2 separate regions of the Homo sapiens genome follow, and region 1 is linked to region 2. The links are chromatin loops, found by intact Hi-C in ENCODE. Cell type or tissue: B cell. All regions are shown on one strand. Links, peaks and the distances in the headings refer to the core of each region. The heading gives the core; the rest is flanking DNA.

The links. A loop is a pair of places that touch in the nucleus more often than their neighbours do. Peaks named below come from ENCODE experiments on the same cell type or tissue, not always from the same donor. Only the 100,000 strongest peaks of a DNase experiment are listed, where the experiment ranks them.
Region 1: it touches region 2 in a loop (19-fold over the local background); 5 of 110 quality-filtered maps call a loop at or near these places.

The regions. Positions count from the first base shown.
Region 1 is chr9:131,432,017-131,448,739 of GRCh38, forward strand. It overlaps PRRC2B (proline rich coiled-coil 2B), which reads left to right. Exons shown (of 32, transcript NM_013318.4): 3 at 601-778; 4 at 4,604-4,706; 5 at 6,973-7,045; 6 at 12,169-12,312; 7 at 14,385-14,626; 8 at 15,069-15,190; 9 at 15,646-15,788. Among named protein-coding and RNA genes, the nearest start is that of SNORD62A, 45 kb to the right of the region's middle. RefSeq lists enhancers at 4,060-5,035, 5,036-6,009. In B cell, for the core only: no CTCF peak of the experiment used is centred there; a DNase peak (open chromatin) is centred at 9,625; H3K27ac peaks cover 2,844 bases.
Region 2 is chr9:131,341,979-131,356,663 of GRCh38, forward strand. LOC105376299 (a long non-coding RNA gene) reads left to right here. Exons shown (of 4, transcript XR_001746959.3): 2 at 4,811-5,778; 3 at 6,623-6,892. It overlaps LOC105376300 (a long non-coding RNA gene), which reads right to left and starts at 8,453. Exons shown (of 4, transcript XR_930401.3): 1 at 8,193-8,453; 2 at 7,070-7,174; 3 at 5,254-5,331; 4 at 5,008-5,046. RefSeq lists enhancers at 10,122-10,623, 13,492-14,109, 14,110-14,685. In B cell, for the core only: CTCF peaks have their summits at 8,232 (motif pointing right) and 8,433; a DNase peak (open chromatin) is centred at 8,263; H3K27me3 peaks cover 369 bases.

The sequences.
Region 1 (16,723 bases), core at 4,668-12,667, 90 kb after region 2:
CTCCTGGGCTCAAGCGATCTACCCACCTCGGCCTCCCAAAGTGCTGCAATTACACGTGTGAGCCACCACGCCTGGTGTGTTATCAGCCTTTTTAGCTTTCATGGTTCTTGATATTCTAGAACTTGTTGGAAAGGTTCTTGTTGATCCTTTTCACACCCCATGAAGACTTCATGAATGTCGAAGGGCTCCTGTTCAGTCTTGTTTTGGATCTAGGCAGAGGCTGTCCCTTTAGTCCTGTAATGAGACCAGAGCTGTCTCAACTTGCAGAGAGGTGGTTCCTCTGTAAGCTGGAGGTTCCTGGGCCTGTCTCCTCACCCATGTTGTAAAGTCTGCGAGCCTTGTCCTGCCCATCAGTGAAATGGAAGCCTTTTTACAGGTTTTAGCAGCTCCTTTGTCCCTGTAGTCTTCAGTGAAGAGCTTGTAAAGTGACTAAAGTGACACCAAACACTTGTTTGTCCCACTGCTGGTCTGCCCTTTGTTTTTTGTTGGGTTAGCTTTGTTATGATCACTTAGAGATTGAAAGAACAGCTGAATGCATCAGGCTTCTTTCCTTCTGTGACCTTTTTGCATGGTGTCTGTTCCATGTCCCTCTCCCTGCAGTTATTCCTAGACATGGCTTACAGAGTCTTGGGAAAGTTGCTGCAGCCCGGCGCATGCCACCGCCTGCAAACCTGCCAAGCTTGAAGTCTGAAAACAAAGGAAACGACCCCAACATCGTGATAGTACCCAAGGACGGGACGGGATGGGCAAACAAGCAGGATCAGCAAGACCCAAAGAGGTAAACGGAGGAGGCGGGTGGTGAGTGGGAGCTGGCGCTCCAAGGGTGGTCCCGGCATCCTTCCCTGTGGCAAACTAACCCTAACCCTTTGGCTACTGCAGCGCTAGTCTTGCAGTGGCAGAATTGGAACACTGGGAGATGCAAATGAAGCTGCTTCCTCTCTGGCCCTGGTGCTTCGTATGTTTCTTTTTCCCTGCCTTCATTTTTTCTGGCTTTTAGAGCCGATGGAGCAGCACATCTGTGGACAACCTTGTCCCCAGTGACCACTTTCCCCCTGTGCCTTATTAGGAAAGGCCTCATCACCCCAGAGGAGCTTATGCAATGACTCAGAGCCAATTCCTGTAAGAAACACTGTGGACAGAGCTGGGGCTTGAGGACTTCATTCCTGGTGATGGGTGTCCCTGTGAGCTGAGCTCTGCAGAGAATCATGCAGCTTCCCTAACCATCGGCCCAGCAGCTTCCCAGACAGAGGAGACTTCTGCTGTTGCTCTAAACAGACCTAGTCATCAGTGAGAACAGCACAGAATCCTCCAGGATCACTGTACTGCAGCCTCCCTGGAGGCTCACCTCCTGCCAGCACAGTACTTACAGAAACCCTAGGGGGCAGAGGGTGGCATGGTGCTGTCAATCAGAGAAACAGCCCCTGTGTGGTGGGCTGAAAACACAGGGCCTGGCTGCCTGGGGCCCACTTGGATGGCTGCACCTTTGTCTCCTGCTGCAAGTCCTCTCTGAGTGTTTAGCCAGTGCTAAGACAATTCAGGGAAGGGGATGTGTTCAGGGAGGGACAGGGCCTTGCTGAGGCTGGCAGGCAGAAATCTGCTGCTGGGGTTTGCCTGTTAAGGAATGTGAACAAAGCTGTCTGGCGGCAGCGCCCTCCTGGCCTGCATCTCTGGTGGCCTCCCTGCTGATGTAGGAAACCAGACGGTAAAAGGGACCCAGATCTCAGCCTGCTGACCCCAGCATCCTTTTCTTACAAGTCTGTGCTAGAAATGACCATGGTAGCTTTTGTAAAATTGTTGCCTGTATTTACTTCAGACAGGATGTAGAGAGTGAGCTAGTTTAGTTATTCAGCTAGATGATTATAAAGTAGTAATCAAAATAGGGCCTTAGAAGTTATTTTTAAAACATTTCTAAGAGTTTGCTTAGGGATCATATTGATGGACAGTATAGCATGACTTTTGAAATCTACCAGCCCTAAGTGGTTTCCAGCTAGACCACTTATTAGCTTGATGGAACCTGGAGAATTGTTTGACTTCTGAGCCTCAGTGTCCCCCCCTTGAAATAGGAATGATACCTGGCTTTGCTGGTGGTTACACGGTATCCATGAGGCATTGATGGGCTAGCATAGGTCAAGTGCTTAGCCTAAACCTGGCACAGAGGAGGGGCAGATATTGGCTGCTGTCATCATTCCATTCAAATGGTACTCATTCCATTCACACCATGAGCTCTGGAACGAAATGGATATTGCACATTTTAATGGAAGGACTGAAATCCTCTGCACCACCAAAAGTTCTAGAGAGGACAAAGCATTACTCCCTCCTGTTATCCAGCCTTTACTCTGCCTTTGCGGCTCCAGTGAGGGCTAGTTGTGCTGGAGCACGTCCGCCAGGGAAGAGGTGAGGATGGAGTGTTGGTGAGGGCATAGACCCCCGTGTAGTTCTCTGCTGCCCCAGGCCACATCCTCCCACCAAGGTATCAGGTGGCAAGTGGGCCCACAACGTGGGGACTCAGTGCTTAGTTTTGGAGAACACAAAAGTGCGACTACTTGGAAGCTTCTCTTTTAGGTAGAAGGAGATGTAAGAACCCGATCAGTAGCCTTCTGTTTGTAATAATCACGAATGGTGAGTTGCCTGGGTCAGGTGAATCTTGGAAGAGGGTGTCTGTATAGAGTTTGGCTTCCATTTACAGATAAGCCACTTGTATTGGAGGAGTTCCCACCAGGGGGGTGGCTGCCCTCCTTGAATCTCGTTGAGTGAAAAGTTGCCTACTGTGACCGGAGCGCTGAGTTAGAGCAGAAACCTTCATTCGGCCATTTCTTGTTGATTTCATCACTTCACCTGTGGAGTGTAAATTCACTGACACAGCCTTTTTTTGGAGGGCAGCCTGGCAATCATTTAAACTTCAAAATATCTTTTGATCCAGCATTTCCATTTCTAAGGTCGTATGCTATGGAATTACTTACAGAAAAATGGTGCAAAGATATGTATTAAAAAAAATTCTTGGCCGGGTGCAGTGGCTGACATCTGTAATCCCAGCACTTTGGGAGGCCGAGGAGGGTGGATCACCTGAGGTCAGGAGTTCAAGACCAGCCTGACCAACATGGCGAAACCCGATCTCTACTAAAAATACAAAAATTAGCTGGGCGTGGTCGTGCACGCCTGTAATCCCAGCTACTTGGGAGGATGAGGCAGGAGAATTGCTTGAACCCGGGAGGCAGAGGTTGCAGTGAGCCGAGATCATGCCACTGCACTTTAGCCAGAGTGACAGAGCGAGATTCCATCTCGAAAAAAAAGAAAAGAAAAAAAAGTTCTTATTGTAGGTCGGGCGCAGTGGCTCACACCTGTAATCCCAGCACTTTGGGAGGCTGAACTGAGCAGATCACATGAGGTCAGGAGTTCAAGACTGGCCTGGCCAACATGTTGAAACCCCGTCTCTGCTAAAAATACAAAAATTAGCCAGGCGTGGTGCTGCATAACTGTAATCCCAGATATTCGGGAGACTGAGGCAGGAGAATCGCTTGAACCTGGGAGAAAGAGGTTGCAGTGAGCTGAGATCATGCCACTGCACTGCAACCTGGGCGGCAGAATGAGACTCCATCTAAAAAAAAAAAAAAAAAAAAAAAAAGCCAAAAAATTCTTATTGCAGTTGTATCTGTAAGGGGGAAGAAAAACCCATATGAGAGACTGGTTAAATTATGACCTGTCTAGTTGTGTTGTGTGCTCATTAAAAGCAAAAGGAAGATCCGTTTCTATGTTGATGAAAAGATGTTCAGATGCATGAAGTAAAAAAGTCATAGAGCTTTATGTATGGGGTCACTCCACTTCTGTTAGAAAAATACTGTATTCCTGCAGTGTAAAACTCTGCTGGTTAAAAACAAAACTGTATTAACAGGTATAGAAAAGTCTGCTTGGAGTTTCTCTCTGGATGATGAGATCATGATGTTCTGTGTTACCTAGTTTTATTTATAAGTTTATTTTTACTATGAGCATGTATTTCTTTTATAAACTCAGAGAAGGTTAAAAAGTCAGCCCTCTGAGTAGGTATGGGCTCTGGGTCTGGGGTAAGGGGCACAAGCCCTTCATTCCAGTGATTGAATTTCCCTATTGGCAAATCCTTCATTTGCATTGTTTACAGTGAGCTTTTAGTTTTTGCAGACAGAAGGCTCTACAAGAAGGCAGAAAAGTTTCATTTTTAAAAAAGAAAGGCCAGGCAAGGTGGCTCAAGCCTGTAGTCCCACCTACTCAGAAGGCCGAGATGAGAGGATTGCTTGAGGCCGGGAAGCAGAGGTTGCATTGAGCCAAGTTTACCCCACTACACTCCAGCCTGGGTGATAGAGTGAGACCCCCTGTCTCAAAAAAAAGAAAAAGAAAAAGTCAGAGGACTGTCTTGTGCTAATTTTAAATGTCAGTGACTAGAACTTAAGCATGGTTTGTTTTCTTATTAGTTTTTGCCAGCATAAGAATCTACTGGGGAAAGTCGTATTTTTATTGGCCAGAGGAGGTCTGCTTCCTGTGAGCAGCTGAACAGCTGTGGCTCCTGAGAACGCAGAGACCTGGCCAGCGCACTCTGTGCGGTGCCTGACCCCACTGCCCTGCCTTTGTCTAGTTCCAGTGCGACGGCCTCTCAGCCGCCGGAGTCGCTGCCGCAGCCGGGTTTGCAGAAATCTGTCTCCAATTTGCAGAAACCGACACAGTCAATCAGTCAGGAGGTAGGTGCTGGGACCCCATCCCAACTGTTTCCTGGGCATGGTAGCCCCTAAATCTCTTTGTTGCTGGGGGATGGAAGGAGTTGCTACTGAGAAGTGTGGTTGTGCATGACCTGTCTATTCCAGAGGCACACCCGATGAGTGACTTTAGAAAACCGTCATGGGAAACCGTCAAGGTCAGTGGTTAAGAAATTTAATCTGCAGCTTTTAGAAAAAGACCTCAGATACAGACTAGGATACAGGCACCTACTTTGGTTCCTCTTGATTTACCGTGAGGCAGGGTCACTCAGGCTGGACTGCAGACTAGTTCAGGGTGAAGCTCCATGGAAGCGTCACGTGAGCTCCATGGAAGCTTGGGTCACAGGAAGACAAAAAGTGGCAGGTCACAAAAAGGTTCACTGGCCAGGTGAGTTTGAAAAACAAAACGAAGCGAGCTCCTTTACTGCGGTACTTCTCAGTGCCTTTCATATGCTAATACCTAATGTGACTCTCTGAGAAGAGGATATAATGGGCAGCAGTCCCTGAATTTATTTGTCCCAGGAAACATTTCTTTACCGAATGTCTCTAGGGACTAATGTCTCTCAGAACACGCTTTGGGAAATACGAAGCTACAATCCTTCATTTGTTGATATGTTTTAAGTGTTTTTCTAAGCAGAAAGTAATGATTTCACCAAGCAAGAGCTCATAACACACTCAGTCCATCAGAGCCTGGCTACAGGTTTCCAGAGATTGGCAGGAGGATATACTTAGCCAGAACTAGAAATCTAGATGAGAAGTCTATGAATTTTTTAGAAGACTAAAAGTAGACGTAGATATCTCATATTCACCAGCTCTCTTGACAGCGGGAATGAACATATTTTGGTTTTGCTTTGCTGCATGGGCAATATAAGGTCTCAAATGTCATCCCCTCTCTGCTTTAACCATACTCAGGGAAGTCTGTGGCTTTGCCAGGGCACCCTCTCCCCACCTAACACTGAACCGTGCTTTTAAAATTAAAGACAAGAAAAGAGGTCTATAATCATGCAAGATGCCCTTTTCCTTGGCCTAAATCCACTGGGACCCATAGGCTAGTCAGAGTATTTAGAGTTGAGTTCCTTTCTGCTTCCCAGAATTTGAAAGAAAAGGAGTGAGGTGATAGAGCTGAGAGATCAGATTTGCCTCTGAAGCCTGTTCAAGATGTATGTGCTCAGACCCCACCACTGGGGCCTGTGGGTGAGGTCCTGGGCATCTATTTGAATGAATTGCTGAAGGGGAGCACTATGCCAAGGAAGGGGAACCCATCCTGGCACTGGCACAGGGGTCACCTTATCCAGTGCTCAGTGCTTCTTTGCTGCTACCTGGTTTTCTCTCATATGTGAGGGGCAGGTAAGAAGAAGTGCCCAGTGTTGTGCGAGTTTTAGAACATCTACCAGTAAGTGGGGAAGTTTCACAAAGCAGCAGCTTTGTTTTGTGTATTTTCACCTTCAGTTAGAAGAGGAAGGCTGTGAGATGAATGTTAGTTGAGTGGAAAAGACGGGTGAGCTTAGTGGTTAGAGACTCGAAAGGGCACTGGACATAGGCAGGCTGGAGACTGGTCCTGGTCCTGCTGTTCTGCATCTGACTCAGTCACTCTTCTCTGAGCCTCAGTGGGGGATGTGACTAGAGCCTTCTCAGGGGGTGGTGAGCATTCAGTCAGGCTGGGTGTGCTTCGCATAATGCTGACCCTGGCGAGTTTTCAGCAGAGGTGACCTCCTAGGGTTCTCAGGAGGGGAGCTGTGCCTTGTAGAGTCACGGTCACTACAGAAAGTGCTGCAGCCAGCCCACCCAGATCAAGATCTGGCATGTTGGCCTTCTTTGTTCACGTTCCTCATTAGCAGCTGCGCAGTTTTAAAGACACATGCCGGAACTGGGCCTTAGTCTTTGTCGCTGGAGCAAAATAAAGTAGCTCTCTGTGGACACGGGAGGTTCCAGAGCACCGAATGGAGAGAAACAGGTTTGGGTCCTGGCTTTGCTGTGTCACTGTCTGTGTGACTTGAAGCTGGTCACTCCCCAAATCCTGCTCCTTGTCTGTAGAGTGGGCCTGGCATTTTCTCGTCCCTGGGACCGCTGTGTGGAGTGTGCGTTACAGGGAAGGTTCAGGGCTTTGCTGCTGCTCAGAAAGTGGTGGTGGATGGATCCGTATAGGGTTTGAATCTAAGGTGCTGGCCTCTCAGCACCTTGTTGTAATAGGCTGTTATTGTACAGTGGAATAAGGGAGCTGGCCCTCTTCTGATTCTCTTCCTTCTTTCAGAATACAAATTCAGTGCCAGGTGGACCAAAGTCATGGGCACAGCTGAATGGAAAGCCAGTAGGACACGAAGGTGGTAAGTGCGCACGTGTGTGTGTTGTTTGGGGACGCTGGGGAGAGGGAGGTGAATGCCTTTTCCAGAATGTCTGGTTGGGTCTAGGCACCCAGAAGCTTTGAGGACTCTCTTCCACAAAGAGGTACCGTCTATGGAGCCCTTGCCTGTGCACAGCGGGCGCTGACTCTGTAGAGGTGCCAGCTCTTTGGTTTCTTTGGATGTGTGCTCTTGCTGAGACAGAGGAGTGCTGACTGGGCTGTGCTGCTGGTGATTTTTGATGATAGCTTGAATGTTTCTAGCATACTGTGCTTCAGACCAAACTAGGCAGCAGCTCTGAGTGGGAAGGAGAGTGGTCGTGGTGTGGGCAGACGATTCAAAGGAATGTACTGGGGAAAGCCCACAATTCACTTTCTCCTGTAAAGCAGCACTGGCTGCCCTTTATTACCCTTTGCCACCATCCTGATATCGCCTTCTGCTTCCTGCACTACCCCTGCCAGCCAAGGCTTCACCAGACTTGGTCTTTAGTAGCCTGTATTAGAAAACCAGCTGCACATCCTTCGTTACCTGAACCTCACCCCCAGCCTGCCATGCCTAGGAGGTCCTGCCCCTTATGGGTTGAAATCCCTGTGCTCAAAGGCTCTTCCCTCAGTCTCCAACGGGAAATGACCGATCAATGTGCCAATTGGATTTCAGTGCCCCAGCTTCTCCCAAGGGGCTGAGGGTACAGATCGAGTGCCAGCAGGAGTGCAGTGGCACAATTATAGCCCATTGCAGCCTCGATCTCCCGGGCTCAAGCAATCCTCCCACCTCAGCTTCCTGAGTAGCTGGGACTACAGGTGTGTACCACGACATCTGGCTGATTTTTTTTTTTTTTCTTTCCATTCTGAGTAGAGACAAGATTTCACTATGTTGCCCAGGCTGATCTCAAACTCCTAGGCTCAAGAGATCCTCCCACTTCAGCCTCCCAAGTAGCTGGGGCTGGGATCACAGGCGCATGCACCACCACGCCTGGCTTATTGATTAATTGATTGACTGAGTGATTGATTGGTTGCGACGAGATCTCACTATGTTGCTCAGGCTGGTCTCCAACTCCTGGGCTCAAATGATCCTCCTACCTTGGCCTCCCAGAGTGCTGGGATTACAGACGTAAGCCACCGTGCCTGACCTCAAAAGGGTCTTTGAAGATGCTTTATGAAGAGCATTCACTGGACTTGTAACTGGTTCTTTGGCTTTCCATATCTTATATTTCTGTAAGGTTAGAATTTTTTGTTTTGTTTTTGTTTTTTTTGAGACAGAGTCTTGCTTTGTCACACAGGCTGGAGTGCAGTGGCACAATAGCTCACTGCAACCTCCATAAGGTTAGAATTTTTAAAAATAGATAGAATATATTAATTTTTATTTAAAAAGAACTACAAAAATTAAAAGAAAAACTTCTGTATAAATTGGCCCAACTCCTATGGAAGCCAGTTTGGCGCTGCCTGGCAAAATAATAACACATAATACCCTTTGACCTAGCAAGTGCACCCTGAGGAAATTGCTCTACAAATTATACTCGCCCGTGTGTGAAATGACTTGCGCATAAGATTATTCACTGCAACATTATAATAGCAAAAGATTGCAAACAGTCCCTTGAAATGCCTGTAAAATTATGGTACTTTAATGAAATGTGATTTGGCTATAAAGAAAAAAAGCAGAAGTTTTCTATTGATTTGGCAAGATCTTCAGGTGAAAAAAAGTACAGAATGGTATGTATAGTATCTTAACCATTTGTGTAAAAAATGGGGGTGAGGGCTGGACACCTGTAATCCCAGGACTTTGGGAGGCTGAGGCAGAAGGATTGCTTGAGTCCGGTAGTTCGAGACCAGCCTGGGCAACATGGTGAAACCCTGTCTCTACAAGAAATACAAAAAATCAGCCAAGTGTGGTGGCAGACACCTGTAGTCCCAGCTACTTGGGAGGCTTGAGGCAGGAGAATCACCTGAGCACCAGAGGTGGAGGCTGCAGTGAGCTGTGGTCACACTCCTGTACACCAACCTGGGTGACAGAGCAAGACCCTATCTTAAAGGACAAAACAGAAAAATGGGAGTGAGAAAAAATACACTTCTAAAAAATGTTGTATATGCATGTTTTAAAAGCCACCCATCTGTATACTGATGTATATGTGTTTAAAAATCTCCAGAAGGTAACAGAAAACTGCCAGTTTTTTTGAGGGAGTCAGAAGGGGGCAAATGGGCATAGGGGTGAGAGGAAGGCTTCTGTGTCTACCTTTACATGGTGTTCACTTCTGAACCATGTCACTGTGTTACCTATAAAAAATGTAGGTAATGTAACTGTATCACAATAAAGCTTGATGGAGAAAATAATTTTAAACTGGACGTGGTGGCACACACCTGTTATCCCAGCTACTTGGAAGGCCAAGGTGAGAGGATTGGTTGAGCCCAGGAGTTTAAGTCCAGCCTGAAAAACATAGCAAGACCCTTTCTCTACACAAAATTTAAAAAAACAAAGAAAATAATTGCAGGCAGAAACCTGCCAGCCCACAGAATCGACACACTGGGCAGGGTGGGGGCCAAGTGTAAAAGTCAGTTTCAGTTCCCCCTCTCGTGCTAGAGTCATGCATCTGTGACACTGTCAGGAGTGTGGGGATTTGAGGGTGTTGCCCACAAGTGTTTTCATGACTCTTTGGAATTCAAAAGGACTTTTCCTGAATTGATAGACTCAGTTGATAGGTCACCTGAAACAGACCCAGGAGACCTGATTGCATGTTTGGGCAGAGGTCAGAGGCTCAGATACCAGCTGCTGCCCCACCAGTGGCTCAGCCTGTGACCTCGGAAGAAGCCCCCTGACTTTCCTGCCTCAGTTTCTCATGGCAGAGAACAGATGGCAGGTGAACATCATAAAACATTGGGACCTTATGAATACTGGTATTTTGGTGTGAGATTTTTTTTTTTCCTACCCTTTATCCTTATTAAGATTAATTCATGCTTACAATAATATATTCATGATTCTCGAAGCAGAAGAAAGAGATGGAACAGCAATGTTGGACAGGTGCTGGTTTTTTTCCTAATTTCAAATCTACCTTTTTTTTTGTTTGTTTGTTTGTTTTTTTTTAGGCAGGGTTTCATTCTGTTGCCCAGGCTGGAGTGCAGTAGTGCAGTTTTGGCTCACTATAGCTTCAGTCTTCTGGGCTCAAGCAATCTTCCCGCCTCAGCCTCCCAAGTAGATGGGACTACAGGCATGCACCACCATGCCCGGCTAATTTTTGTGATTTTTGTAGAGATGGGGTTTCATCATGTTGTCCAGGCTGGTGATACTGTATTTTAAAAATACAGTTTTTATTTGATTCTTGCCAGTGACCTTCTACCATAATGAAGCGACTCTGAGTCAGAGCCCCCTTCACAGAGCACTGGAGCTCCTTCATGACACTTAGAGTCCATCTCTGGCTGGTCATTGGTGAATGGTGTCCAGTCTTACCGTCAGGTTTATTTGACCCTGGACCTTTTTACTAAGGGAGTGGCAAGCGAATTGCTGCCACGTGCTTGTGTGGTGATCCAGCCGCGCCTTTCCGGCACAGTCGGCTTTAGTGAACAGGCCCGTGGATCAGTGGTGCTAAGAATAATTTAAACTACTTAGGGGAAGATTTGGGTTTAGCTGTATAGGGAACAAGGCATTCCACAGGGGGCCATTTGTTGTGTGGTGTCGCCACTGTTCCTAGATTGCTCCTGTCTGGAGTGTGCTGCATATTCCAGATCAAAAGACGTGCCATTTTTAATCTGTTCATCCAAAAATGGTGGCAGAACCTCTGTGCTAAGTTTTCTGTGTAAGGGAACAACATTAGGAAAGGCTTCTTCTCTAAAGCAGGTTGTAATGTCAAGGAATGAATGAAAGAATGAAGAAATAAACTGTTCCCAGGATTATAAGAGTGAAATGTTTGGCCTTGTAGGGCTCAAGGAACTTAGTACAAAATGCGGAAGGACAGGTGAATGAGGAGTTACTCATGTGTATAAATCTAATTTCCACCTGATCTTACCACATTTGATGGTAGAAAGCAGCATTTGTTTATTTTATTTTATTTATTTTATTTTATTTTATTTTATTATTTTTTTTTTTTGAGACGGAATCTCGCTCTGTTGCCCAGGCTGGAGTGCATTGGCACGATCTCGGCTCACTGCAAGCTCCATCTCCTGGGTTCACGCCATTCTCCTGCCTCAGCCTCCCGAGTAGCTGGGACTACAGGCGCCCGCCACCACGTCTGGCTAATTTTTTTTTGTATTTTTAGTATAGATGGGGTTTCACCATGTTAGCCAGGATGGTCCCGATCTCCTGACCTCATGATCCGCCCGCGTCGGCCTCCCAAAGTGCTGGGATTACAGGCGTGAGCCACCACGCCTGGCCTATTTTTTTATTTTTAGAGAGAGGGTCTCACTTTGTCACCCAGACTGGAGTGCAGTGGCACGTTTTCGGCTCACTGCAACCTCCACCTCCCGGGCTCAAGTGATCCTCCCACCCCAGCCTCCTGAGTAGTTGGGACTACAGGCGCCCGCCACCAGACTAATTTTTTGTATTTTTTGGTAGAGACAGGGTTTTGCCATGTTGCCCAGGCCGGTCTTGAACTCCTGAGTTCAAATGATCCACCCACCTTGGCCTCCCAAAGTGCTAGGATTACAGGTGTGAGCCACTGTGCCAGGCAAAAGCAGCATCTTAATCCTTTTGGGGTGGACTGGGGCAGGGATGGCAGCACACTCTGTAGGTGTTGCCTCCACAGGAAAGCAGTTGCCTTCTTGGCCTCCCCTGGGCTGATTTTATAGGAGGCTGTGCTTGTCTGTGGCCCCAGGCAGTCAGTAGAACCTTCCCTGCTGGGGCAGGCTGTGGCCTGGAGCGGCTGTGATGTCTTACCTCTTTCCATTTGTAAGCAGGCACTGGTCCTTGCAGGTCAGCTGGGAAGGGGCATGATGCTGTCAGCAGCAGTCTCCCTTGCCACCCTCAGCACCCTCGTGGCATCTGCCAGCACAGAGCACCCTTGTGACAAGACTCCCTTCAAAAGCCCACTTCCAGGCAACACGGCTTTCAAGGTGTGGAGCTGGGAAGCAGACGACTGTTGACTCCATCTCACTTCCTCCATGTCTACCCCGTCTTCTTGACAGGTTTAAGGGGCTCAAGCCGACTGTTATCCTTCTCTCCCGAGGAATTTCCGACGCTGAAAGCAGCTGGAGGGCAGGACAAGGCTGGCAAAGAAAAGGGCGTCTTAGATCTGTCGTATGGGCCAGGACCAAGCCTCCGCCCTCAGAGTAAGTGACTGCAGCCTCTGGGCACTCGATGGAGTAACAGAACTTCCTCCTCTCATCTCTCTGCACTCCTAAAAGGGTGCTGATGCCACTGGGGTCTCCGGTTCGAGCTGGAAACGTGGCTCTTTGACTCGCCACGTGATCTGTGCATCCATTGGACTTGCTGCCTAGGCCATTGGATTGGGCCTTGTGCCTTTTTTGTCTCTTGGGTTGGGCCAGGCCTGTCCCCTCCCCCTCTGTCATCCGGTTGTTAATTTTGCTGTGCCTGGTGGCTGTGGCAAGGATGGACAAAGGACCAATTAACTTAGGTCCCCGGTTCAAGAGCTTGTTTTCTAAAGCTCCCAATCCTAGCTACATCTAGTCGGAATCACTGGGGAGTTTGTGAATGAGTCTGATTTCCAGTCCTCCCCTCCCCCAGCCCAATTAGGACCTGTATTTTTAACCCATTCCTCTGGGGATTGTTACATAAATCAGCCTGGTACTGGTCTCTACTGGCCCCTCATCTTAGGTCGGGCCAGGGAAGTGGCAGGATTGTGTAGCACTGGCTGGAAATTTCTCCTTGGAAGCCGAGGGTGGCTGGAGGTTAAGGTGGTGTTTAGGAATGTGATTTTCCACGTGTTCTACTCAGGGATTTTGAAGTGGCTCATGTAGTCCAGGGGTCTTGATCAGGTCTTAAATTGTGAGGCCTTTTGTTTGCTTGCCTTGATGTATCCCCAAGGCCTCTCCCATTCAAGTCATAAGTGATGTCCTGTAAGTCAGTGATCACTGTGGATGTGTCTTACTTAAACCAGCACTCACTGCCTTTCCAGTGGCCCACACAGGACTGGTTTATTTTGCTGCTTTTTTTTTTTTGAGATGGAGTTTCGCTCTTGTTGCCCAGGGTGGAGTGCAATGGTGCGATCTCTGCTCACTGCAACCTCCGCCTCCCGGGTTCAAGTGATTCTCCTGCCTCAGGCTCCCGAGTAGCTGGGATTACAGGCATGTGCCACCACACCCAGCTAATTTTGTATTTTTAGTAGAGGCGGGTTTCTCCATGTTGGTCAGGCTGGCCTTGAACTCCTGACCTCAGGTGATCCGCCTGTCTCAGCCTCCCAAAGTGCTGGGATTACAGGCGTGAGCCACCGCGCCCAGCCTGTTTGCATCATTTTAAGGGACACGAATTATGTCTTTCTGGGGTTAATTAAGAGGAGCTGCCTTGTGGGACTATAAAAACGTAGACATAGAAGAAGCTTCTAAGCATCAGTTTAATCTCCTCATTGGAGAAGATGAGAAAACATGGACAGAGGGGTGACCTTGGCTTGCCCCAAATCACACAGCAAAGGGGTTGAAGAGCTGGGATCAGACATGTCCTGGGTCTCTTTCCCTTAAGGGTCGTGTAACTCAGAGACCTTTGTGCTTCAACTTCTAACCAAAAGGTGACCGAAAACAGGGGTCTGTTGTCTCATTTGATTTCTTGTTGGCCTCTAATAATTTCCACCCGATCTTACCACATTTGGCAATAGAAAGCATCATTTTAAAAAGACAGGTCAGCAGGTTTCCGTCTGTGAGCTACGCAAGTGCCCCACACCTCCACTGGAAGGACAGCAGCTGCGCCTTGCCTGTCTTGTGGGCTGGGGGATCTTTATTAAAAGGTGCCACTGCTAAACAAAGCCTGAAACCACTGTGCCCGGAACTTGCTCCTGTTTTAATGTGTAGTCCAGTGCTGACCCTAAGTGGGCTGGTCAGTGTTTGTTGAAGGAATGACCCAAGGCTGGTTTCATCAGGGCCATCTTCATCTCTCTGGGTTGTGAGACTTGGGGAAGGGTGGTGATTGTTGCTTACTGATGAAGCCTTCTCTCTGAGTAGATCTCATTTTATATTTCACAGTCAGACTTCCCTCAGCAAGTTCATCCTCATTGGCCAGGGGTCTGCCCCAACCTTCCCTGACAGATTTAACAGTTCTTCACTTTTGGTGTTTTTTGTTTTTCATTTTATTTTTTTGGTGAAGGAGGGGGTCCCTTGACCTTCAGAACCTCATACGATCCCTCCTTCCCCCTCCTCTTCCCTCTCCCCTTTTGCCCCCTTTCAATTTCCAGATGTGACAAGCTGGAGGGAGGGCGGTGGGCGACACATAATTTCTGCCACGTCTCTGAGCACCTCCCCAACTGAGCTGGGCAGCAGGAACTCGAGTACGGGAGATGGAGCCCCCTCCTCGGCATGTACCAGCGATTCTAAGGACCCCTCTCTCCGCCCGGCTCAGCCTGTCCGAAAAGGGGCTTCACAGTTCATGGGAAATGTATACCACCCACCTACATACCATGACATGCTTCCTGCTTTTGTAAGTCTTCAGAGTGTACTTTTTTTCCCCCCATGAAGTTGGATTGTGTCCAGCAGATAGGTCAAGTGGTTGAATGTCCCCCTTGGGGTCTCCTCTTGGCCCTGTTACCCTACTTCTGAGGCTTCCACTCGTTTTGCATTTTCTCTCCCTGCTTTTTAAATCTTCAGGGCCTCTGACTTCTTTCCCTGGTGATGTGGATATGATTTTAGCCTTTGGTTCTTTAGAAACAGGAGAGGCAGGTTTTCCCTGACATAGGTCCCCAAGTCTACTTACTGGCAGCAGGAATGAAATGGGGGAGATGGTGGTAGGATTAATTAGGAAACCCCATGACTTTCCTGTTTCTTTTTCCCATTTTCCACTTTATAAAACACATTCTGATTTAAGTGGAAATTGCAGTTTCAGCCATTACCAGCAAATCCTGTTCATTGATGTTATGTTTCAGATGTGTTCGCCGAAGTCATCAGAAAACCAGGGTACAGTGGAACGAGGCTCTTTTCCCCTTCCTCAGCTCCGCCTTGAACCTCGAGTTCCTTTTAGACAGTTCCAGATGAATGACCAAGACGGGTGAGTCCATTGCATTACAGTCACGTGTGTAGAGATGAGTGCGGTGGTGATTCTGGTCAAGATGAGGGGCTGATGAATAGAAGTGCTGTGTCTCCTGGAGACCACAGAGAACTTAACCAGCTCAGCGTGGCAGGGTGTGTGGGGTGGTGGCTGGGATTTGGAGCTGGATGACAGATTGAGTCATGATTTCAAGTGCCTGGTAGAGTTGAAGTTCTGGCACGTGTGTGTTGCTGCTGCCCTAGGCCTTAGCAACCAGCATGTAAAACTGCAGGACAAGGCAGAACTTCTTTCTGGGATGTACTCGTTTGCTCATTATATATTTCTTTTAAAGGAACTGATAGAAATAATTAAATCAAACATGAACCTTTGCAGTGTGGAATTTATTTTTGGAAAGGTATTTGATTTTGCTTCCGTCTGTATACTGGACATGATTCCATCATCTTTTCTTTTATCAGAAAAGAAAACAGGCTGGGATTGTCTCGCCCACTCCGCCCACTAAGGCAGCTGGTGGAGCGGGCACCACGGCCCACCATTATCAATGCGGAAAACCTGAAGGGCCTTGACGATCTGGACGCCGATGCCGATGATGGCTGGGCAGGTGGGCAGAGAAGCACGGGTGGTTTAGACGGGCAGGACCAAAGTCCATATGTACTTACCAGGGATGGAAACCCCCTGGCACCACCGTGTGTTTTCCCTTGGCAAGATAGGGATGAAGAGCCGGACAGGGAAGCAGACCTGATGCCCTCCTTCCTCATTTACTCCCTGACTAGAGGTTCCTTCCTGGCCAAGCCATTAGCTTCTTTTGGTCTTTAGTCTTGATCTTAGAGTTTTGTTGTTAACTTTTTAAAAATTATTGATGATGCAAAATTTAAACAAAAAAGAAAATAGCTCCCAACCACTGATCACTCAGGTTCAATAAGTACCAATGTTCTGCCATTCGGTTTTTGTTTGTTTTAATTTAATTTTTTTCCAAGAGACAGGGTCTCAGCTACTCTGGGCATACTGCCTGTGGGTTAGCCCTACTCTGCAAGGAGCAGTAAAAAATATAAAGATAAAAAGGAAGGCTGGGCACGGTGGCTAATGCCTATAATTCCTTTGGAAGGCTGAGGTGGGCAGATCACAAGATCAGGAGATCGAGACCATCCTGGCTAACATGGTGAAACCCTGTCTCTACTAAAAATACAAAAATTAGCCAGGTGTGGTGGCGCGTGCCTGTAGTCCCAGCTACTCAGGAGGCTGAGGCAGGAGAATCACTTGAACCTGGGAAGCAGAGGTTGCAGTGAGCCAAGATCGCACCACTGCACTCCAGCTTGGGCGACAGAGGGAGACACTGTCTCAAAAAAAAAAAAAAAAAAAAAAAAAAAGGAAAGAGAAAGAGTCTGGCTGTGTTTCCCATTCTGGAGTGGAGTGGCTGTTTGCAGGGTCCATCATGGTGAGCTGCAGCCTCAAACTCTTCCTCCTTCCTCAGCCTCCGGAGTAGCTGGAACTACACGCGGGTGCCACAAACCCAGCTTGTTCTGCCATTCTTATTCG
Region 2 (14,685 bases), core at 4,499-12,498:
GACGGAGTCTCACACTGTCGCCCAGGCTGGAGTGCAGTGGTGCAATCTCAGCTCACTGCAAGCTCCGCCTCACGGGTTCACGCCGTTCTCCTGCCTCAGCCTCCTGAGTAGCTGGGACTACAGGCGTCCACCACCACGCCTGGCTAATTTTTTTTTTTTTTTGTATTTTTAGTAGAGACGGGGTTTCACTGTGTTAGCCAGGATAGTCTCGATCTCCTGACCTCGTGATCCGCCCGCCTCGGCCTCCCAAAGTGCTGGGATTACAGGCGTGAGCCACCGTGCCCGGCCTCTTTTCTTCTTTATTAGTCTTGCTAACGGTCTATCTATTTTGTTGATCTTTTCAAAAAACCAGCTCCTAGATTCATTTATTTTTTGAAGGGTTTTTATGTCTCTATCTCCTTCAGTTCTGCTCTGATCTTAGTTATTTCTTGCCTTCTGCTAGCTTTTGAATTTGTTTGCTCTTGCTTCTCTAGTTCTTTTAATTGTGATGTTAGGGTGTCAATTTTAGATTTTTCCTGCTTTCTCTTGTGGGCATTTAGTGCTATAAATTTCCCTCTATACACTGCTTTAAATGTGTCCCAGAGATTCTGGTACATTGTGTCTTTGTTCTCATTGGTTTCAAAGAACATCTTTATTTCTGCCTTCATTTCATTATTTACCCAGTAGTCATTCAGGAGCAGATTGTTCAGTTTCCATGTAGTTGTGCAGTTTTGAGTGAGTTTCTTAATCCTGAGTTCTAATTTGATTGCACGTGGTCTGAGAGACAGTTTGTTACGATTTCTGTTCTTTTACATTTGCTGAGGAGTGCTTTACTTCCAACTATGTGGTCAATTTTGGAATAAGTGCAATGTGGTGCTGAGAAGAATGTATATTCTGTTGATTTGGGGTGGAGAGTTCTGTAGATGTCTATTAGGTCCACTTGGTGCAGAGCTGAGTTCAGTTCCTGGATATCTTTGTTAACCTTCTGTCTTGTTGATCTGTCTAATGCTGACGGTGGGGTGTTAAAGTCTCCCATTATTATTGTGTGGGAATCTAAGTCTCTTTGTAGGTCTCTAAGGACTTGCTTTATGAATCTGGGTGCTCCTGTATTGGGTGCATATATATTTAGGATAGTTAGCTCTTCTTGTTGAATTGATCCCTTTACCATTATGTAATGGCCTTCTGTGTCTCTTTTGATTTCTGTTGGTTTAAAGTCTGTTTTATCAGAGACTAGGATTGCAACCCCTGCTTTTTTTGTTTTCCATTTGCTTGGTAGATCTTCCTCCATCCCTTTATTTTGAGCTTATGTGTGTCTTTGCATATGAGATGGGTCTCCTGAATACAGCACACTGATCGGTCTTGACTCTTTATCCAATTTGCCAGTCTGTGTCTTTTAATTGGGGCATTTAGCCCATTTACATTTAAGGTTAATATTGCTATGTGTGAATGTGATCCTGTCATTATGATGTTAGCTGGTTATTTTACCCGTTAGTTGATGTAGTTTCTTCCTAGCATTGAGGGTCTTTGCAATTTGGCATGTTTTTGCAGTGGCCGGTACCGGTTGTTCCTTTCCATGTTTAGTGCTTTCTTCAGGAGCTCTTGTAAGGCAGGCCTGGTGGTAACAAAATCTTTCAGCCTTTGCTTGTCTGTAAAGGATTTTATTTCTCCTTCACTTATGAAGCTTAGTTTGGCTGAATATGAAATTCTGGGTTGAAAATTCTTTTCTTTAAGAATGTTGAATATTGGCCCCCACTCTCTTCTGGCTTGTAGAGTTTCTGCTGAGAGATCTGCTGTTAGTCTGATGGGCTTCCCTTTGTGGGTAACCCAACCTTTCTCTCTGGCTGCCCTTAATATTTTTTCCTTCAGTTCAACCTTGGTGAATCTGACAGTTATGTGTCTTGGGGTTGTTCCTCTTGAGGAGTATCTTTGTGGTGTTCTCTGTATTTCCTGAATTTGAATGTTGGCCTGCCTTGCTAGATTGGGGAAGTTCTCCTGGATAATATCCTGAAGAGTGTTTTCCAGCTTGGTTCCATTCTCCCCGTCACTCTCAGGTACACCAATCAAAGGTAGATTTGGGCTTTTCACCTGGTCCCATATTTCTTGGAGGCTTTGTTCTTTTTTCTCTAAACTTCTCTTCTCGCTTCATTTCATTCATGTGATCTTCAATCACTGATACCCTTTCTTGCACTTGATCAAATCGGCTACTGAAGCTTGTGCATGCGTCACGTAGTTCTCGTGCCATGGTTTTCAGCTCCATCAGGTCATTTAAGGTCTTCTCTATGCTGTTTATTCTAGATAGCCATTCATCTAATCCTTTTTCAAGGTTTTTAGCTTCTTTGCAATGGGTTCAAACCTCCTCCTTTAGCTCAGAGAAGTTTGTCATTACCGACCTTCTGAAGCCTACTTCTGTCAACTTGTCAAAGTCATTCCCTGTCCAGCTTTGTTCCATTGCTGGCGAGGAGCTGCGATCCTTTGGAGGAGAAGAGGCACTCTGGTTTTTAGAATTTGCAGCTTTTCTGCTCTGGTTTCTCCCCATCTTTGTGGTTTTATCTACCTTTGGTCTTTGATGTTGGTGACCTACAGATGGGGTTTTGGTGTGGATGTCCTTTTTGTTGATATTGATGCTATTCCTTTCTGTTTGTTAGTTTTCCTTCTAACAGTCAGGACCCTCAGCTGAAGGTCTGTTGGAGTTTGCTGGAGGTCCACTCCAGACCCTGTTTGCCTGGGTATCACCAGCAGAGGCTGCAGAAAAGCAAATATTGCAGAACAGCAAATGTTGCTGCCTGATCCTTCCTCTGAAAACTTCGTCTCAGAGGGGCACCCGGCTGTACGAGGTGTCAGTCGGCCCCTACTGGGAGGTGTCTCACAGTTAGGCTAGTCAAGGGTCAGGGACCCACTTGAGGAGGCAGTCTGTCCATTCTCAGAGCTCCAACTCCATGCCGGGAGAACCACTGCTTGCTTCAAAGCTGTCAGACAGGGCCATTTAAGTCTGCAGAAGTTTCTGCTGCCTTTTGTTCAGCTATGCCCTGTCCCCAGAGGTGGAGTCTACAGAGGCAGACAGGCCTTGTTGAGCTGCAGTGGGCTCTACCCAGTTCGAGCTTCCAGGCCACTTTGTTTACCTAGTCAAGCCTCAGCAATGGCAGACGCCCCTCCTGCAGCCTGGCTGCCGCCTCACGGTTTGATCTCAGACTGCTACACTAGCAGTGAGCAAGGCTCCATGGGCATGGGACCTGCTGAGCCAGGCGCAGGATATAATCTCCTAGTGTGCTGTTTGCTAAGACCATTAGAAAAGTGCAGTATTAGGGCGGGAGTGTCCCAATTTTCCAGGTACCATCTGTCACTGTTTCCCTTGGCTAGGAAAGGGAAATCCCCTGACCCCTTGCACTTCCTGGGTGAGGCGATGCCCCGCCCTGCTTCAGCTCACACTCCATGGGCTGCACCCACTGTCCAACCAGTCCCAATGAGATGAACCTGGTACCTCAGTTGGAAATGCAGAAATCACCCGTCTTCTGCGTCAATCATGCTGGGAGCTGTAGACTGGAGTTGTTCATATTCGGCCATCTTGGAATGATCCTTTTTTTTTTTTCTTTTTTGAGACACAGTCTTGCTCTGTCACCAGGCTGGAGTGCAATGGCAGGATCTCACTGCAACCTCCGACTCCCTGGTTCAAGCAATTCTCCTGCCTTAGCCTCCCAAGTAGCTGGGATTATAGGCATGTGCCACCACGCCAGGCTAATTTTTGTATTTTTATTAGAGACAGGGTTTCACCATGTTGGCCAGGATGGTCTCAATCTCCTGACCTCATGATCCGCCCGCCTTGGCCTCCCAAAGTGCTGGGATAACAGGCTTGAGCCACTGCACCCGGCCATGTTGATATTTCTAATTAAAATTCAAAACTCACAGTTGTTTCTTTCGTATTTGCATCCCTTTTCTCCTACATATTTATTTCCATTGTCCTACAATACACATTAAATAGTTTCAAGATTAATTTTGGGTTTTCTTAGAGACAGGGTCTCATTCAGTCACCCAGGCTGGAGTGTAGTGGTGAGATCTTGGCTCACTGCAGCCTCGACCTCCTGGGCTCAGGTGATCCTCCTGCCTCAGCCTCCCAACTAGCTGGGACCACAGGTGCACACCACCCTGGCCAGCTAATATTTTAATTTTTTGTAGAGATGGGATCTCGCTATGTTGCCAGGGCTGGTCAATTCCTGGGCTCAAGCAATCTTCCCTCCTTGGCCTCCCAAAGTGCTGGGATTACAGGCATGAGCCACTGTGCCCAACCTCGAAATTAACTTTAAAGAAGCAAAATCCCAGGGCCGGGCACAGTGGCTCACGCCTAGAATCCCAGCACTTTGGGAGGCCAAGGTGGGCAGATCATCTGAGGTCAGGAGTGCGAGACCAGCCTGACCAACATGGAGAAATCCCGTCTCTACTAAAAATACAAAATTAGCCAGGCTTGGTGACACATGCCTGTAATCCCAGCCACCTGGGAGGCTGAGGCAGGAGAATCGCTTGAATCCAGGAGAAGGAGGTTACAGTGAGCCAAGATCGCACCATTGCACTCCAGCCTGGGCAACAAGAGTGAAACTCTGTCTCAAAAAAATAAAAAATAAAAAGCAAAATCCCAACCAATCTAAGGGTTTTTATATTTATTCTTCCCCCATATTTGTACAATGCTCAAACCTGTCTTGACTCAAGTCTCAGCTCAAATGTCACCCCTCCGGGAGGCCTGAGCACCTGCTACTACCCTGACCACTGCGCCCATCACATTCCCAACATTGCCCAATATGGTGTCTCTATTTAAGTCTCTGTTTACTGTTTCCCCTTCCAGAATGTCAGCGTGGTACAGGCAGTGGTTGCTGTCCATTTCTTCTCTGCTGTGTCCCCAGTGCCCAGAACAGTACCTGGGACATAGCTGGCATTCAGTAAATATTTATAAAATGGATGGATGGAACTGGGCACGGTAGCTCGCATCTGTAATCCCAGCACTTCGGGAGGCCAAGGCAGGCGGATCACTTGAGGTCCGGAGTTCGAGAGCAGCCTGATGAACATGGTGAAACCCCATCTCTAATGAAAATACAAAAATTAACCAGGTGTGGTGGTGCACGCCTGTAATCCCAGCTACTCAGGAGGCTGAGGCAGGAGAATCACTTGAACCCAGGAGGCAGAATTTGCAGTGAGCCGAGATTATGCCATTGCACTCCAGCCTGGGTGACAGAGCAAGACTCTGTCTCAAAACAAAAAAAGAGTGGATGGATGGATGGATGAACTCACCTGCTGGTTGTCTCTGCTGAGCTAACTTCACACATATGCCAGCCTCGTTTCTAGAACATTCCATAGGCTATGAGGTACCTGTTGGAAATAAATGCAGATGTAGGTGGTCACCCTCACAGCACATTGGGGCCACAGCTTGGAAGTCCCCTGGCCACTGTGTCACCTCGGACCTAGGATGCCTTTCCATTGAGACATTCAGATGGCCTTAGTGCCACAGAGGGACGAGGTCCGTGGACATTCTGGTCTCCAGCTTTCCAGGAAACGGGAGGCTCCTGGCAGCGCCCTGGCTGCCAAGACAAGGCTCCTCCAAGCCTGGCTGACTCAGCATATTCTCCAGGCTTCTGCTGAGACACCCCTTCCCGGTGATGGCCCCTCTGGAGTCCCTGTCATGGGAACTTGTGTGTGGGATGCTTCCTTCTCTTTCACGGCATTGTCTGTGCGGGTTCTGCCTGAGCACATGAAGTGCGTTCACTGTGCCCAGCATGGTGCCTGGTACACACAGGGCTCAACGCGCTCCATTTGAAGGTGAGTGAAGGAGGCAGCGTGTCCACTAAAGACGCTCCCTCTATGTGCCTCTGCCTTGAGAGTGGGCGTGGGGGGAGGCGTGGCAGACCGGAGGCAGAGCTTCCTGGGCGCCAAGGCAAAGGGAGGAAACAAAAGCCATGTCTGGCTAAAGGCCAGACTCAAACCATGGGGGCAGCGGCAGGGAGTCTTCAGTGATGTGGAAAGATGGGTTCTGCTGCTCATCTCAGAGGAGAGGACAAGAAACCCAGACATGCTAGGCCGTGTGCGGTGGCTCACGCCTGTAATCCCAGCACTTTGGGAGGCCAAGGCAGGCGGATCATGAGGTCAGGAGATCGAGATCATCCTGGCTAACATGGTGAAACCCCGTCTCTACTAAAAATACAAAAATAAAATTAGCTGGGTGTGGTGGTGGATGCCTATAGTCCCAGCTACTCGGGAGGCTGAGGTGGGAGAATGGCGTGAACCCGGGAGGCGGAGCTTGCAGTGGTGCAGAGATCATGCCACTGCACTCCAGCCTGGGCGACAGAGCATGACTCCGTCTCAAAAAAAAATACAAAAATTTAGCCGGGCATGGTGGTGTGCACCTGTAGTCCCAGCTACTTGGGAGGCTGAGGCGGGAGAATTGATTGAACCTGGGAGGTGGAGGTTGCAGTGAGCCGAGATCGCGCCATTGCACTCCAGCCTGGGCAACAGGGTGAGACTCCATCTCAAAAAAAAAAAAAGAAAGAAAGAAACCCAGACATGCCTGTTCCAGAAGCAAAGGGAAGAGTGGAGTCCAGGCTCTAGAACGTCCAGCCTCTGCCATTCCCCTCCCACCCTCACTGTCTGCCCGTGACCTTTCCAGGCTGTCTGGAGCCCCCTACACTGGGCCCAGGTGGATCTTATCAATTCACTCAACAAATATTTGCTGAACTCCCATCTGGGCTGGCTCTGCCTGTGAGGCTAGGAACGTCAAAAGGAACCCAGGCAGCCAACCCTCCAGGACCTTGGGGTGGTGTGAAGGCCCCAGATTTCTGAAAGTGGAACAAAGCCAGACCCTGTGGCCGCCACCTTCTGGCCAACCTCAGATGGAGCCTTCCAGACACATCAACTCCCAGGGCTGTGGAAAGAAAAGGTGCGTTTTCTGGAGACTTACAGAGGGGTGGGGTGGGGGGCGCTGCGGGCCAAACAGCCATACTCGGTGTCCTCTCCCCCACAGCCCTTGCTCTCCCTTCCCCTCTCTCAACCCTCCCAAACCCCTCACACCTGCCCCTCTGCCTCCCTCATCCCCCAACCCTCTTGGCCTCTTCACCTGCTCCTGAACAGCACAGCAAGCTCCAGGGAGGCTGGGCGGCAGCAGGCTCCCTGGAAAATGGGAGGGGGCTGGGCACACTGGTTCATGTCTGTAATCCCAGAGCTTTTGGAGGCCGAGAAGGGAGGAGTGTTTGAGCCCAGGAGATGGAGGCCAGCCTGGGCAACATAGGGAGACCCCGCCACCCCCATCTCTACAAAAAATTTAAAAATAACCCAGGCGTGGTGGTGCACACCTGTAGCCCCAGCTACTTAGGAGGCTGAGGTGGGAGGATCACTTGAGGCCTGGGAGTTTGAGGCTGCAGTGAGCCAAAATTGCACCACTGCACTCCAGCCTGGGCAACAGAGCAAGACCCTGTCTCACATACACACAACAAAAAAGTGACTAGTGTGATAGAGGAAGTGAGTCCTCAATTTTAGTTGTTATTAATTAGAATTAATTAGCTAGCAGCTTCTGGATGGGACAGTGCAGCTCTAGAGGCTTCATCAGACTCAGGTTTACTTTCTGGGTGAGACAACCCCATGGGCGGGGTGTGCTGCATTCAGGTAGGAAGCCTGAGCCCTGAGCCCAAGCCCAGGCTCGAGGGCTGAGTGAAGGTCTACATCCCTGAGGATGTGTGGCCTTTCTGGCGCCACCTGCTCCTCCTGGAGTCTGAGGCTTTCTGCTCTTCCAGCCTGGGGGTGCCAGGCTGCTAGGGGTGGCACCTTTCCCTCCCCAGGAAAAGATGCAAAATCCCCTGATGGCACAGGCAGCCCCTCCCCAGAATGGACGGGATGGAAAGGGGACAAGTGGCAATGGCCCCAAACCAGGACCTCAGCTCATGGGTTCCCGGGTCCCTGGGGAAAGGGCTGAGGTCCTTCCTGCACTCAGCAAACAGGAACTGCGCGCTGAGCACCCAGCTGGAAATCAGCCATGGACAGGACAGACCTCTTCCCTCCCCCAACAAGCTCACGGTCTAGCCGAGGAGACTCATGTTGAAACATATAAATGGCCACTTCGCCAGGTCATAGCCATGGTAGTGGGGCTCGGAAGGAGAAGCCCATGGCGTTATGAGGGCGTGTGGAGCGGCGGTCGCCAAGGAGGGCTTCCCTGGGGGAGTGACAGTGAAGCAGAGCCCCCAGACCTGAGCGGGACTTGACCAGAAAGGAGGGAGGAAGAGTGTGGCCGGCAGAGGGAGCTGCGAGTGCAAGGCTGACAGGCAGGAAGGCCCGGGCGCTTGCAGGGAGATGCAAGTCTGAGGACGATGGCCCGGCTACGGCTGTTCCGCTGGGGCTGTTCCTGCTCTCCTTCCGCCCTGGGGGAGATGTTCCAATTCTACCCGGCGCTCCCCAGTCCGTGGACTCAGTCTTTCCTTGTGGGCTCCATTTCCCAGCTTCTAATCTCTCTGCGGCTCAACCCCTCTTCCCCTCTGTGTAGCCATGAGGCCCGGAGCCACCCCAAGAGCAGCCTTGGAGGCCTGATTGAGACAGCATCACCCCATCCCTGAGCCCAGAGCATGGAGAAAGCTTAGGTCACGGTGGAGCCTTTCTTGTTTTTTGTTTGCTTGTTGTTTGTTTGTTTGTTTGTTTGTGACGGAGTCTCGCTCTGTCGCCCAGGCTGGAGTGCAGTGGCGCGATCTCGGCTCACTGCAAGCTCCTCCTCCCGGGTTCACGCCTTTCTCCCGCCTCAGCCTCCCGAGTAGCTGGGACTACAGGCGCCCACTACCACGCCCACGCCCGGCTAATTTTTTTTTTTTTTGCATTTTTAGTAGAGACGGGGTTTCACCCTATTAGCCAGGATGGTCTCGATTTCCTGACCTCGTGATCCGCCCGCCTCGGCCTCCCAAAGTGCTGGGATTACGGGCGTGAGCCACTGCGCCCGGCCACGGTGGAGCCTTTCATGGAAAGGCCCGGGAAACAAACTATGACTCAGGCCAGGGACAGGGCTGGTCCTTATCGACTGCTTCACCCCCAGCCTGAAAGAGTGTGGTCAGAGGCTGGCACCACTGTGGCTGGGGACGTCCTGATTTCTCCCCTGCAGAATGTGGTTATTCTGGCGCTGGGGTGGCCCTGAAGCTTAGCTATGAGGGAAGCCTGTTCTTAGATACCCCAGCCTTGGGAGAGAAGAGCTGTGTACTGCCGCTGATAATGAACAGTGGCTGGCCGGGCATGGTGGCTCAGGCCTGTAATCCCAGCACTTTAGGAGGCCCAGGAGGAGTTTGGAAAACTGCTTGACCCCAGGAGTTGGAGGCTGCAGTGAGCCATGATCGTGCAACTGCACTCCAGCCTGGTCCACAGAGCAAGATCCTGCCTCAAAAAAAAAAAAAAAATTCTTTCTTGGCCGGGCATGGTGGCTCATGCTTGTAATCCCAGGACTTTGGAAGGCTAAGATTAGAGGATTCCTTTGAGACCAGCCTGGGCAACATAATAAGACCCTGTCTGTATGTGAAAAATTTTAAAAACTTAAAAAAAAAAAAGTCTTTCTTCAATAATAAATTAACCCTTAATGTAACTTTTAAAATTTTTACTTTATAAACTTTTTTGAACTTTTTCACTCTTACAATAATGCTTAGTTTATAATGCAAATATATTGCATAGCTGTACAAAAATATTTTCTTTATATCCTTATTCTATAATCTTTTTTCTATTTTTAAAATTTCTTATTTTTTATTTTTTTACTTTTATTTTTTATTTTTATTTATTTATTTATTTTGAGACGGAGTCTCGCTCTGTCACCAGGCTGGAGTGCAGTGGCGTGATCTTGGCTCACTGCAACCTCCAACTCCCAGGTCCAAGTGATTCTCCTGCCTCAGCCTCCTGAGTAGTTGGAATTACAGGCACGCGCCATCACACCCGCCTAATTTTTGTATTTTTATTAGAGACGGGGTTTCACCATGTTGGCCAGGATGGTCTCAATCTCCTGACCTTGTGATCCAACCACCTCAACCTCCCAAAGTGCTGGGATTACAGGTGTGAGCCACCATACCTGGCCTATTTTTTTACTTTTAAAAGTTTTTTGTTAAAAACTGAGACACAAGCCAGGTGAGGTAAGATATGCCTGCAGTCCCACCTACGGGAGGCTGAGGCAAGGGGATGACCTGAACCCAGTCTGGGCAACACAGTGAGGCCCTGTCTCTTATTTAAACAAAACAAAACAAAGACATTAGCACACACATGAGCCTAGGCCTACACAGGGATAGAATCATCAGTATCACTGTTGTCCACCTCCACATCTTGACCACCTAGAAGGTTTTCAGGGGCAATAACATGCATGAAGCTGAGATATGTGATAATAATGCCAGTGGGCTTGGTGGCTCATGCCTGTAATCCCAGCCCTTTGGGAGGCTAAGGTGGGCAGATCACTTGAGCCCAGGAGTTCAACACCAGCCTGGGCAACATGGCAAGACCCCGTCTCTACCAAAAAATACAAAAAGTTAGCCAGGTGTGGGGGCTTGCACCTGTAGTCCCAGCTACTTGGGAGGCTGAGGTGGGAGGATCGCCTGAGAGTAGGAGGCGGAGGTTGCGGTGAGCTGAGATGGCACCACTGCACTCCTGGGTGACACAGCAAGACTCTGTCTCAAAAAAAAAAAACAAGGCTGGGTGTGGTGGCTCTCGCCTGTAATCCCAGCACTTTGGGAAGCTGAGGTGGGTGGATCACCTGAGGTCAGGAGTACAAGACCAGCCTGGCCAACATGGAGAAATCCCATCTCTACTAAAAAAGTACAAAAATTAGCTGGGCATGGTGTTGTATGCCTGTAATCCCAGCTACTCGGGAGGCTGAGGCAAGAGAATTGCTTGAACCCAGGAGGCGGAGGTTGCAGTGAGCTGAGATTACACCGCTGCACTCCAGCCTGGGCAATAGAGCCACACTCTGTCTCAAAAAGAAATAATAAAAAATACTAGGTTCAATACATAATCATATGCTCCTGCTGTTCTTTTACACCAGCATCACCACAAACACATGAGTAACACATTGTCGTAGACATTGTGACAGCTACGATAGACTGGGCGATAGGAATTTTTCAGCTCCATTATAATCGCATGGGACGACAGTCATACGTGCGGCCCATCATTAACCAAAACATTGTGGTGTGGGACTGTACCACATCGTGCTTGTCCATTCCTCTGCTGAGGGATGTTTCAATTGTTCCCACCTTTTGGCTGTTGTGAATAACCTCGCTATGAATGTTGGCGTACGAGTTCCTGTTTGAGTCCCTGCTTTCAATCCTGTGGGCATAGACCTAGGAATGGAATTGCCGTGTCATATGGTAACTCTGTGTTGAACTTTCTGAGGAATAGCCAAACCGATTTCCAAAGTAGAGACACCATTTTCGTTCCCACCAGCCATTTCTCCACATTCTTGCCAACACTTGTTACTTCCCATTTTTTTAATTAGAGCCGGCTCTAATAAAAATTAGTGGGTATGAAGTTGTATTTCATAGTGGTTTTGCTTTGTTTGGGACAAGGTCTCATTCTGTCACCCAGGCTGGAGTGCAGTGGCCCGATCTCTGCTCATTGCAGCCTCAACCTCCCGGGCTCAAGTGATCCTCCTGTTTCAGCCCTCTTTGCTCATTTTAAAATTGAATTGTCACCTGTAATCCCTGCACTTTGGGAGACCAAGGCAGGCAGATCACTTGAGGCCAGGAGTTTGAGACCAGCCTGGCCAACATGGTGAAACTCTGTCTCCACTAAAAATATAAAAATTAGCCGGGTGTGGTGGCATGCACCTGTAATCCCAGCCACTCAGGAGGTTAAAGCAGGAGAATCACTCGAACCCGGGAGGCGGAGGTTGCAGTGAGCCAAGATTGCGCCACTGCACTCCAGCCTGGGTGACAGAGCAAGACTCCGTCTTAAAAAAAAAAAAAAAAAAAAAAAGGCCGGGCGCAACGGCTCACGCTTGTAATCCCAACACTTTGGGAGAATGAGGCGGGCGGATCATGAGGTCTGGAGATCAAGACCATCCTGGCCAACATGGTGAAACCTTGTCTCTATTAAAATACAAAAAATTAGCCGGGCGTGGTGGTACACGCCTGTAGTCCCAGCCACTCAGGAGACTGAAGCAGGGGAATCGCTTCAACCCTGGAGGCGGAGGTTGCAGTGAGCCGAGATCGTGCCACTGCACTCCAGCCTGGCGACAGAGTGAGACTCCGTCTCAAGAAAAAAAAAATTGAATTATAGGGGTTATTTATATAATCTGGAAATTAAACCCTCATCAATATGTGATTTGCAAATGTTTTCTTCTGTGGATTTTTTCATCCTTCATAGTGTCCTTTGATGCATAGAAGTCTTTAATTTTAATGAAGTATGATTTATCCATTTTTTCTTTTGTTGCCTGTGCTTTTGGTGTTGTTTAAAAAACCAACGCCAAATGGCCGGGCACAGTGGCTCACGCCTGTAATCCCAGCACTTTGGGAGGCCAAGGCGGGCGGATCACGAGGTCAGGAGATCAAGACCATCCTGGCTAACATGGTGAAACCCCACCAGGCTGGTCTCAAACTCCTGGCCTCTACTAAAAAAAAATACAAAAAATTAGCAGGGCGCGGTGGCGGGCGCCTGTAGTCCCAGCTACTTGGGAGGCTGAGGCAGGAGAATGGCGTGAACCCGAGAGGCAGAGCTTGTAGTGAGCCGAGATAGCGCCACTGCTCTCTAGCCTGAGCAACAGAGCAAGATTCTGTCAAAAAAAAAAACAAAAACAAAAAAACCAAAGCCAACCTCATGCAAATTTTCCCAGATATAGATATAGACATAGATATAGATATATAGTTTGTTTTTTTTTTTTGAGACGGAGTCTCACTCTGTCACCCGGGCTGGATTGCAGTGGCCGGATCTCAGCTCACTGCAACCTCCGCCTCCCCGGTTCAAGTGATTCTCCTGCCTCAGCCTTCTGAGTAACTGGGATTACAGCCGCACACCACCATGCCTGGGTAATTTTGTATTTTTAGTAGAGACGGGGTTTCACCATGTTGGTCAGGCTGATCTCGAACTCCTGACCTCAAGTGATCCACTCACCTAGGCCTCCCAAAGTGCTGGAATTATAGGCATGAGCCACGTCACCCAGGCTCCCATGTATTTTCTTCTAAAAATTTTATAGTTTTTTGCCTCTTAAGTTTTGGTGTTCAATCCATTTTGAGTAAATTTCTGTATGTGGTGTAAGACAAGGATCCAACTTCATTCTTCCGCATGTGGATACCCTGTTTACCTAACACCACTTATTGAAGAGGCTTCTTTCTCCCATTAAATGGTCTTGGCAACTTTGTTGAAAAGCACTTGACCATAGAGGTATGGGCTTATTTCTGGGTTCTCATTTTTATTCCATTGTCTATGTGTCTAGCCTTATGTCACTATCACCTGCTTTGATTACTGTAGCTTTGTAGTACGTTTTGAAATCTGGAAGTCTAAATCATCCACCTTTATTATTCTTTTTCAAGATCATTTTTGGCTCTTCTAGGTTCCTTTAAATTGCATATGAATTTAGGATGGATTCCATATGAATTTAGGATAGATTTAGCGATCTGCCCGCCTCAGCCTCTCAAAGTGCTGGGCTTATAGGCATGAGCCACTGTGCCTGGCCAGGTTGACTCTACTTTTTAATATGTTCAAAATCGACATAATGGAGAGTTAGTAAGAAGAAAGTTGGTCAGGTGCGGTGGCTCACACCTATAATCCTAACACTTTGGGAGGCTGAGGTGGATAGATCACTTGAGGCCAGGCATTCGAGAATAGCCTGGCCAACATGGTGACACCCCATCTCTACTAAAAATACAGAAATTACCTGTAGTCCCAGCTACCTGGGAGGCTGAGGCAGGAGAATCACTTGAACCTGGGAGGCGGAGGTTGCAGCGAGCCAAGATCGTGCCATTGCACTCCGTCTCAAAAACAAACAAACAAAACCAGGCTGGGGGTGGTGGCTCATGCCTGTTATCCCAGAACTTTGGGAGGCTGAGACAGGTGGATCACGAGGTCAGGAGTTCAAGATCAACCTGGCCAACATGGTGAAACCCCATCTCTACTAAAAATACAAAAATTAGCTGGGCGTGGTGGTGGGCGCCTGTAATCCCAGCTACTCGGGAGGCTGAGGCAGGAGAATTGCTTGAACTTGGGAGGCAGAGGCTGCAGTGAGCGAAGATCGCGCCACTGCACTCCAGCCTGGATGACTCCATCTCAAAAAAAAAGGCCAAGTGTGGTGGCTCACACCTGTAATCCCGGCACTTTGGGAGGCCGAGGTGGGTGGATCACCTGAAGTCAGGAGTTTGAGACCAGCCTGACCAACATAGTGAAACCTCATCTCTACTAAAAATACAAAATTAGCTGGGTGTGGTGGCACATGCCTGTAGTTCCAGCTACTTGGGAGGCTGAGGCAGGAGAATGACTTGAACCTGGGAGGTGGAAGTTGCAGTGAGCAAAAGTCACACCATTGCACTCCAGCCTGGGCAATAAGAGAGAAACTCCATCTCAAAAAAAAAAAAAAAAAAAAAAAAGAAGAGCTCATGTCATCCGCAAATAGAGACAGTTTTACTTCCTTCCCAATGTGGATGCCTTTTACTTCCCTTTCTTGCCTAATTGTTCTGGCGAGAACGTCCAGTGCACTGCTGATAGAAGTGACCAGAGCAGGCATCCTTGGGTTGTTTCTGCAGAGGC